Linked DNA regions of Homo sapiens: region 2 is linked to region 1. Evidence: read pairs that join two places in POLR2A ChIA-PET (ENCODE). Cell type or tissue: OCI-LY7. All regions are shown on one strand. Links, peaks and the distances in the headings refer to the core of each region. The heading gives the core; the rest is flanking DNA. Region 1 has its middle 84 kb from the start of LINC01307. Region 2 has its middle 130 kb from the start of LINC01709.

Region 1 (5,391 bases), core at 179-5,178:
TCCCCAACCTGTCTCCATTCCTGTTTTTAGCAATAGGAAGACTCACAGAGATACAGCAGCCTAGACTTCAACCAGCTTGTCATCTCCAATCAATTATTTGTGGATACATTGAGCACTGTGCTGACAGGCTCAGCTTTAATGTCATGATCTGTGAGTAATGTCTGCCATGACTTTGATTATATATTTTCCACATACCTATCATAAGTGTAAAGGGCTGTAAACCCAGACATTAATAATTATATAATTACTTTAGCCTGTTATTGTTTGTATCAGCAAAAACAAGGTAATAACTGTCCAATAATTGGGGGTAGGTTAGATAAGTTATATGTAATGTAGCAATATTTGACTATTAAAATATAATCTATACATTTATCAGATGATTGAAAAGATGTTTATGATTATTATGTGAAAAAATGAGTTTCAAGTTGTATAAAATATGATCACATTTTTCAAATGGATTGTTGAGATAGGATGTATGTTGAGACACTATTTACATATGTAAATATAAAGCAGGTCAGAGCTCAGAGCTCTTCCTCATCTCTTTATTTTCTTTTCTACTGCTTCCTAGGAATTTTGTGTTTTGTTTTTTCTTATATTGTTATTGTTGTTGTTACAGTTATTATTTCATTCTGTTTTGTTTTGTTTGTGCCTTTTTAAGGTAGGAAAAAAGAGAGAGAGAATCTGTTAGACTAGTAAAGTATTACATTTTTGCTATAAAAGGCATCAATATAATCAAAGGGTTTTTTGCCTGTAAATGTTTAATTCTGATTTTTACAAAACATCCCTTCTAAATAAAGCACAGAATGAAAGGCCCTGACACCACCTTTTCAAGAGTGGAAACCAATAAACTAGCAGAGAGAAAAAATGGTAAAAAGGGAGCCCAGAGGGAGCCCATCTGAGGCAAACCTGGATGAACTGACACATAACTCAGAGGAGAAAGTAAAGGACTGTTCTGTATCATCTTCCAAGCTTGGTACATCTTGAACATCTAGTAGTAAAGTTTTCTCAATGTACTTAGCCTTAATATCCTTCAAGATGTCACTAGCATAACTAAAGGATATGTGTGCTTATGGGTGTGTTTTCAGAAAGAAAGTCAGAAATAATGTCTACCAAAGTGTTAACAGTAATTATCCAAGAGTAGTGATATTATGCATAGTTCTTACATTATTTTTGCTTATTTATATTTTCTAACTTTTTTCTACAATAAACACAGAGAGTTTTAAATGAGATTTTTAAAATTATAGCTATGATTTTAAAAGAGAGAAAGAAAAATCATACAAAGGAGATTTCAGAAAAGAAGATTCCCATATTCTCCCATGTTTTCTTCTTCATGGCAGGTAATAGAACATGTTCTTACTTCTGGAAACTGCAAAGCTGGAAGGGATCTTAGAGGTGATATGGTTCCTCCTTCTCATTTTATACATGAAGGAACTCAGGTCTAAGATGCTTAGTATTGCTCCCACTCAAGGTTCACAGCAGCAGAACAAAAAGTAATTTACATTTGTTGATTCTTAATTTAATACTTTTATAATGTGGCAGAAAAAACAGCATCATAAAAGTTTAAGATTCTACAGTGTCTCCAGTTAATTCTATCCAAAAATAAAAAATTAAAATAGGAGGTTTGTTGGCCAATAACAAAAGAATGGAGGCAGCAAAGCTGGAAATATATGCCCAATCAACTTGGAGACATTGTCTTAAATTTATCGCCAATCTTCTGGGATATATTGAATGGATATACAGCTATAAGCTGCCCTCTTTAAACTAAACACTGCACTATATTCTTGCCCTTTATAACAACTTCCTCAGTGAAACCTGCCCTGTGATTATATCCTCCTCATCTGTCCCAAGAGAATAAGGCAAAAATATTATTAAAACCTTAGCTTTTTTCAGTGTCATCTCTTAAATATATCTGTTTCTGACTCATAGGCAGTATTTTCCTTTTATCTATTTCTTACTCATATGAATGAAGCTTTAAAGAAAATTTTACACTGATGCATGCCTCCAACTTGCCTCAGGTAAAATGAATGAGACAACATCTACACAGCACTTTGAGCTCCCCAGACAGGGACATCAGAAATGAGCAGTAGCCTTGCTCTTGTCAAAGATATCAACTGAGCCTGGCAAGACTCCAAACCATAGAATAACTTTCCTGACCCCTCATCTGTATCTCTCAACTAGATACAGAATTGAAAATAGGAACCAGTCATTTGGGGTAAAACATATGCCAAAATAGTTCTGCAGCGTGGGTAAGAAAAAGGGTGAGATGTGCAAAGGGGAAGCTCTCTGAAAGCAGAGAATATAATTAAGTCAACTTTCAAATTCAAATGTACTTCTTCCTTTCCCACATGTTCTAAATCAGACCTCTTTCCCATAGGGCTGCAGATGGTGCCTCTAGGGCTGGCTGTCACTGATCTCTGAAGGGTAAAACTGAACTGAAACCTACAAGCTTCACACCTGTGGGGTCAGCTTCATTAACAACTTTGACCTTTGCTCGTTTTTAAGAGCTGCCCCAACAAATATCACTGCAAACAAGGTGCACCCTGACTCTTTGGTGATATATCACCTTCTCTTTTCACCTTGACCCTTTGGTCATATATCACCTGACCCTTTGGTGATACATTACCTTCTTGGCAATCTAATTTTAAGTCTCACTTCATGTTAATCCAGGACAGGGATCTTAAGTCAGTCTTGAACTCTCTTTGTAAAACCTAAGGGAGGTTTAACTACTAATTTACTGCTTGGACCTCAATTAACATCTGTTTTTAAAAATCACTTAACATTGCCACAAAATAATAGTTCTATGCTTCTCTGACAGATTTCATCACCTCAGTTTTCCAACTTTTGACCCAACTACAGTTAAAGCATGAAAAAGACACATTGGTAAGGCCAGCTAGTGGTCACGTCACACATAAATTACCACTTTCTACTGTAGGAACTGTCTCCATCTGTAGGAAAAACCTGGAGAATCCTGTAAATAGCAGAAATATTATAACAAATCTTTGGTGAATGGAGGAAAGTGGTGGAATTAAAGGTAGAACTATCAGAAATTACTTAAAAAAAAAAAAGGACTTGTGAGGCTTGTCCACAATACTTATCCCCATTTTACACAATAAAAAACCTAGACACAAAGAGGTTAACTTGCCCAACTTATACAACTAAATTATAAAGATTCCTATAAATATATTCTCAATATGTGAAGCACATTATACACTTTATTGAAGCATTTAGTATTTAGTGATTATCATTCTAACAATGTAGGAGAATATACTTTAAGAAATACGGAGCAAAATCATTCATTTTGAGCAAGGCCTTGGGTTGGCAGTGAATCAAGATGACAGCTTTACTATTTAAGAACAGCTCTTTGAATTGTAGAAATAGTCCTTAATCACAGGACAAACTTGGCTCCATGGTGGAAAAGATTGTTTTGTTTTAATTCCAAATATCTATTAAGTACCTACTGCTAGTCCCCAGTACTGTGCTGATATGCCACAGATGTGCCCATCCCTTCTTTTTGCAAAATTTTGAAAATCTAATAAGGGTAGAGAAATAACCAACTTTTATGTTTTATTCTGCATTACAATTCAATGCAGAATCAAAAGATTTCCAAATAGAGCTACAAGCGAGCAGCATTTGGAACCCCAAGGAAGGAGCATGATGACCCAGGAAAATGTCAAGAATTGGATGTTGAACATTAGCCTTTCAGCCACAATCACAGACAGGAGCACTGTCTTCCAAAATAAAGAATAAGGTATGATTACAGGACTAAGCTGAACATAAAATTGGCCTCTAGATGGTCCTGGTGAGGTGAAAATGGCTAAAGGAACTTCATCAAGATTACCTGGAGAAAGTGGCCAGAGATACATTAAGGAGCAATACGGTTTGGTGCCCAATAGTAAAGAAGAGCATGCATATCGGACAGCCAACGGGAAAGAAAAAAGGAGGGAAGACAAACAAAAAACAACATGGCCAAAGCTTTGTTTAAATAATTTAATCAGCAGCTTCAATTTGATCCAGAGATAAAGGGGGATGAAATGAAACAATGAGAAGGACCAGAATAGAAAACTTGAGTAACGTGATGATATCATCAGCATCAGTTTTCTAAGTGTTTACTATGCATAGGATGTTATGATTAGTGTGAAGTAAGGCAGCCTTTGCCTTCAAAGAACATTTAGGTTAGTTAGGGAGGCAGAAAAAATGTCAGAAGATGTCCATACAGATGCTAAATGGGAGTTATATCAAAATAAGTGCTTTGGGGCCAAGAGGCAAGGAAGACAGGAGTTAAGGTAAACAGAGGATGCCATAACTGAGGCTCAAGAGAGAGAGGCAGGGATATGGAACACTCTGTAGTGCAAGTAAAGAAGGAGTAACTTGAGATTATGTTAAAGTACTATAAGCAAACCCAAACAAAGCATAACATTCTGTGAGGCATAACATATTCACCCACAAACACTAAAACCATTTGGGCCCCAGAGGCTTTTCCAGGATGTGAAGTTGCCACCAGATTTTCAACAAGCAAACGACAATTTGTTGAAGGTATGTTGTACACGCTAAGACAACATTTTTGTCACTTATACTCACCAAACTTATACTATTCTGGCCAAAAATCAGGTTCCATTTTAGAAACTGGAGAACGATGCATCTGGTATGAGTGATACGATTAATTAGAAACATCTCCTATGACAAAATGATTATCTATAAAACCGTGCATTTCATGTTGAATGAATCAGATTGCACTTATATATTATAACTTTCAGAGAATGCCATATAGCTAGCATGTGGTGGGAGTGGTCATGTATTCAGAAAATGTGAAATCAATCTCTTTTGTTTAGAAAATGGCATAGAAAATCACTTTGTTCATTTAGAAACTGCTTTATGAAAATATGTGCTGTACTTATGCAGTAAATAATTCATTTGGCTTCCAATGCAATCAAGAGCCAATCATCTCCCAAATATCCTACTTTTTGAAGTGCTAAATGTATTTCATGCTTTCCATTCAAAATGTAAATAAAATACCTATAAAAAATTTAAAACCACTGTTTTTTAACAGAAATTACAAAGTACTAAAAATCATCTTAGTACTCTGTGCTTGGCAATCAATAAAATTGTTGTGGTAAAGATATCTGGACAGAGGTGACAGTAAGCATTTACCATCAGTAGTAGACAGAATCATGGGCCCCCAAGATGTCAACATCCTAATCCCCTAAACTTTTGAATATATCATCTGATATGGCAAAGGTGACTTTGCAGATACGATAAAGTTAAGGATCTCGAGCTGGGAAGATGATCCTGTATTATCCAAGTGCGCCCAATGTAATCACAAGGGTTCTTAGAGAGGCAGGAGGGTCAAAGTCAGAGAAGGAAATGTGACCATGAAAAGCAAGGTCAGAATGA
Region 2 (5,391 bases), core at 258-5,257, 100 kb before region 1:
CATCCTAATGATAGTCTATTATAGTGCGGTCATTTTCACCCATTTCTACAGTAGTGTCTGCATTAATTGACTAAAACATTCATCCTCTTCATTGAGAATCCCTAAATATTCTCACCAGATATTCCTGAAATAAATTACCAAAAATTATATACATCCCCAGTGAGAATAATTTTAGATTATTGTATTTCAGCATGTCCTCTTTAACAATAAGAAGCATCTTTGGGGAAAAGATTATGAATATGGCTTTAGAGTATGATCATAACGCTGCTCTATGCTTCTGCCTTCTTAGGTAACTTCACTTGCATTATCAGTGCACCAGATCCAATATTAAATAGTAAATCAACTGGGCTCAACAACAAAATCTGGATTTATTCCAACCCATCAAAAATGAAGCAATGTTCATTACAATTTCCCTACTGCTTCAAAAAGGCTGTAATAGTAAAAGTCTAACATTATATGAAATGTAGGGTTATGTAGTAGAAACAGCATAATTTTATTGTTAACAGACTGGGGTTCAAAACCAGATTTTTTCATTAACTGGCATTTTGATTTTGAGAAGTTCACTTAAATCATTGGGTCTTGTTTTATCACTAACAAAATGGGAGCTATAACAATTGCCCATGAAATCATTAAGAGGTTTATTTTAAACATACATAAAATACCTGGCATGTATTAGGCATTACTATCGCTCTCAGTATCAGGATTCTGAAGCAACTGCTCTATTGTGAACCTGTAAAGAACTTATAAGCCAAGTAGAAAACACATTTTTAAAGACAATGGGAAAGAACAGAAAATCGTCTCATGTGCCTCCATTAAGGAATGAGTTGACTCCATTTTAGCAGCCTTCGGGAGCATCAGCTATAGAAAATAAGTGTTTTCAGTGAACTGATTACAACTGCAAATAAAAGCCATTCTTCACGCTTGCAAAATATGGACATAAATATTGTTGCAGCTATGTTTATAGTTGCATCATTCTTTAATTAGAAGAGATTACAAGATACATTATATATGTGATGTCTTGTGATGTAACCATGAATAATAAAATGACATCCATGATTTTACAAAATATAGCCTTTTTCCAAGTAACTATTGATGCTACTAAGTGATCCTCCAGATTCACCAAATACCTTACACACCAATAAAACCTACTGCTAAAAGTCCAGCACATTTCCTTCAAGTCTTCAGTGAATTAAGACATATTTATACTGATAATAGCATCCTAGCACATTAGAGAAAACACATTAATGCTGTTTTCTCTAGTTTAGACACTTGTGTTCAGTCTATCATAGTTTATAACTCAGTGTTTTATGCATAATAAGTATTCCATAATTACTTTGCAAAAAATGGCAACAGTGAACACAAATGTAATTCTTTAATCCAACAACAGATGATTTCAATTTAAAGGGTATGATACTATTGAAACATCCATATTAAACACGAGCTTTGATTTGAAGAGGAGTATAGCTTGTTAGTCAAACATCATAGGTTCCATGTTTTGGATACATTTTTACAAGTCTATTTTCACTTCATTTTTGGCTACAGAAATGTCTAACTCATTTGACCACATAAAAACCCTTGAATTTCTTATACTTGCCCAGCTCTCTCTAACACCAAAAAATTATCATTTTATTACTGATGTCATAATGCTATAAAACAGCTGTCACAATTACTTTCAATGACTTTACATATGTGAAAACATTAATGAATTTCAAAAATTGAAATCAGTGTTCCTCATTTGAGCACACAAACAATGAGTGTGTCCCATGATGAACCACCCACAAATGTGCACCAGAGCCAGCAGGGAAGCAGGGGAGGCAGCTGCTTTCTTGGCAGCAAAAGTGACAGCAGCTGGAGCATCAGGGTAGGCAGGCTGCACCGAAGTGCTGAGATTCTCCCCTGTGATGCTACTAAAGTAACTTATCCCTGCCTATCTATCACATGAAAAGTGCCATAGTTTATGTCTACATAGACTACAAAGTGAATAGCAATAACTTGTGATTAACAGCACTTTGAAAGACTGCATAACCTTTTTTCACACAAGCCTTACAAACACCCAACAATGAGGTTCTCCACCAAAACAGCAGTAGCTTCAATAAAGAGAAGTTTTGTTTTTTTTTTTTCCACATAAGCAAATAAGTGCTGATATGTTGGCTTCATTATTATCTAGGATTTAGAATGCTTTCGGCATCCATCTCATGATTTCTTATACTTCACTCAGCATGGTCCTCCAACAAACATACCTAAGCTGTAAACATCAGGAGGCAAGTAGGGTGAAGCAGGGTCAAAGTACACCTACTACCTATCTTAAGAAAACTTCCCAGAAGCTGCCATACACTTCCACTTATATCCCTTTGGCCAGACTTTAGGCCTATAACCATAACTAATTGTAAATATAGTCTTTATTCCAGTTAACCATGTGCCTCGACAAAAATTGGGAGTTCTAAAAAGAGAAGACAGATACTAGGTTGGCAACATTCACCTATGCCATAGCAGCTAAAATGCCTATAATCTGAGTAGATTCCAGACAAAGAATATTCTGAAACTTAGAGGTCATTAGAACACAGATCTAGAAAGAAAATCCTGTGCTGCATGGATTTGCTACTGTCCATGAATCAATACAACCTGAATTTGCAGAGTTCTCTGATAGTATTTCTGAGGTCCTCACTCATTAGAAATTGTTTTCAATGCCCCAAGTTTCATAGCCCTAAAACAATCTCCAATCAATATCAAGTGGCCAGAATCCTTTGTGGGATGTAGTTTGCTCAGATATTCTTCTACTTGGTCAAATAAATGTTTATATATCAGAATCCCTTTGGTCACCCACATTGAGATTTTTTTGTCAAGCAGATGCCAAGGAAACAAATGTTGAGATGAGTGATCAGTGGAGTCCTGGAAGAAGAAATTTAGAAATATGGGCTGACAATAGTGGGCTGACACCTTGCCCCCCACTCACTTCCCCATCCCAACTCTCCATCATCCAAGTTCAGGCCAATTAGTCATTATATACCAGAATATAAGCCAGCCAAGTAAAATGACAACCAAAAACACTAATCAACCAGTGTGGAGAAACAAATGGCTCTATTCAGCAGAACATGACAGTTTCAATACTACAGTAAGATGAAATGAGAAATACAGTTTAATCACTAAGTACTTGGCAGAAAGCAGAATAAAACAACTTAGCAATTATTTGTGTCATGTGTTTGAATGTTCACAAACTACAAGCTTCTTCCTTTAAGGTAGAAGACAAATATCTTTCAAAAGAGGACAGGTTTTTCATATTAGTCTCTAATACAAAAAGGAATGTTTTTAGCCATTCCACAGTGACCTGTTTTTTTTGGTTGCTTGTATTTGGTTTTGCTTTTTTAACATGACGATACAACTGGGGGAAGGGGGTTCTTCACTACCAGTCTTTGATAGTAATTCCAGCATAATTACCCCACAGGATAATCACAATGGTCTTCTGTTTTATATCAGCACTTCTATATATAATACCGTGACTCAGCATCACAACCTGATGACAAGTATTCACAAGGGCTTTCTAGTGAAAACATGTTCTTCTCCAACTATTTGCAAAAGTCATCTTCTCTTTATAGACTGTGGTAGGCAGTCCCCAAGATGGCCCCCAGTGATTCCCACCTCCTTGCATTCATTTCCCATGTTAGTCTCCTTTCATACTGAATCAGAGCTGGCCTATGAAATCACTAAAGTACAACAGAAGTGATAGTATGTGACTTTCAAGGCTAGGCTGTATGGTATTACAGCCTTGTTTTTTTTGGATTGCTCACATTGGTGTAACCTGTCATCATACCATAAGGATGCTCAACCAGCCCTGTAGGGAGGCCTACACAGGGAGAAGAAGAACTGAGATCTCCCTCTAACAATCAGCTTCAACTTGCCAGCCGTAGGAGTTAACTACCATGAAAGGGTACCCTCAAGCCTCAGTCAAGTCTTCAGATTGCTGTAGCGCCAAATGATATCTGCTTGCTTTCTCATGAGAGCCTTGAAGCCAGAACAATCAAGCCAAGCTGCTCCCAAATTCCTAGCCTCAGGAACAGTGATATGTTTATGTTGTTTTTAAGCCTCTACATACGGTGATAGATAACTAACACACACAGAATCACACATATACTCACATAACTTCATAGTTTCAACCACTGGCTAATTTCCACAGGGAAATACATCAACCAGCATGTCCCTTCAAATACTCCTTTAAAATACATGCACACACACACACACACACACACACACACACACTCAAGTGTAATCAGACTGATCATTTGACAATAGTGAATTAAATTGGATTGGGCACTCCAGCAATGCTAGTATGAGACTAATCTGTCCTGACTGGAAAGACATTGTCATGCCTTTCTCCCCTCTCATAGATCCAGAAAATATCTCCATAATGTCACTTTTTAAAATAGTCACGTTGGTCCAATGAATCAAGGAGACAATATAAAGTTTGGGAAGAAGTAGCTTCCTCCAGCTGACTTTAAAGTTATCAGTCTGTAAAAAATGTCTCTCATTTGCTTAGATGTCTTTATATATCTGCCACATCTGAGCCACTTTGTTAGATATTGTTTGGGAAAAGGTAATCTATCTTCTCAGCCAGGGATGTGCCCATACTTTTAATCATTGCTCACTACTGCCACCTCCTGGACATCTAACACTTTGCAAACATGAGGTATGACTGTTTCAAAGTATCTGCCAGTTCTTGTCTAAAGACTTTGAGGAAAATCTGTTATTACAACACAATCATGTTCACATTTTAGTTGTTTTATTTTATTTAAGCAATGAGCACTTAGCCCCACATATAATAAAACATGAGATTATAATATGTCTTAGCTAATAATTGAAGCAAAAAAATGGAGTTTCTGTTCACAGCTTCATTCAAAATATAACTCTTTCTGGAACCAGCTAACATTGGTTTGGAACAAATCGTCTGAGCTCCTGAAACCACTATTTAAAATAATTGTACTAGGCTTAATCTACTGACACAAAATGGAGAGAAAAATAAAACAAATTATTTTCAGAAACAAAGTTAAATTATCCCAGCATAAAAATATTCATTTTAGTGGTTTAAGGGAAATACACACACAGAGATGTGTCCAGAGTTTGTTCCTTCTGGTGGTTTCATGGTCTCACTGACTTTAAGAATGGAGCAGTGGACCTTCGCGGTGAGTGTTACAGCTCTTAAAGATGGCACAGACCCAAAGAGTAAGCAGTAGCAAGATTTATTGTGAAGAGCAAAAGGACAAAGCTTCCACAGAGTGGAAGGGGACCTGAGCAGATTGCCGCTGCTGGCTGGGGTGGACAGCTTTTATTCCCTTATTTGTCCCTGCCCATGTCCTGCTGATTGGTCCATTTTACAGAACGCTGACTGGTCTATTTTAC

What was found. Peaks named below come from ENCODE experiments on the same cell type or tissue, not always from the same donor. Only the 100,000 strongest peaks of a DNase experiment are listed, where the experiment ranks them.
Region 2: POLR2A ChIA-PET joins it to region 1 with 9 read pairs; 1 of 35 experiments calls an interaction of 5 or more read pairs at or near these places.

The regions. Positions count from the first base shown.
Region 1 is chr1:101,404,851-101,410,241 of GRCh38, reverse strand. No RefSeq gene overlaps it. Among named protein-coding and RNA genes, the nearest start is that of LINC01307, 84 kb to the right of the region's middle. In OCI-LY7, for the core only: no CTCF peak of the experiment used is centred there; a DNase peak (open chromatin) is centred at 2,291; H3K4me3 peaks cover 1,387 bases; H3K27ac peaks cover 1,853 bases.
Region 2 is chr1:101,506,004-101,511,394 of GRCh38, reverse strand. No RefSeq gene overlaps it. Among named protein-coding and RNA genes, the nearest start is that of LINC01709, 130 kb to the left of the region's middle. In OCI-LY7, for the core only: CTCF peaks have their summits at 4,463 and 4,665 (motif pointing left); a DNase peak (open chromatin) is centred at 4,644.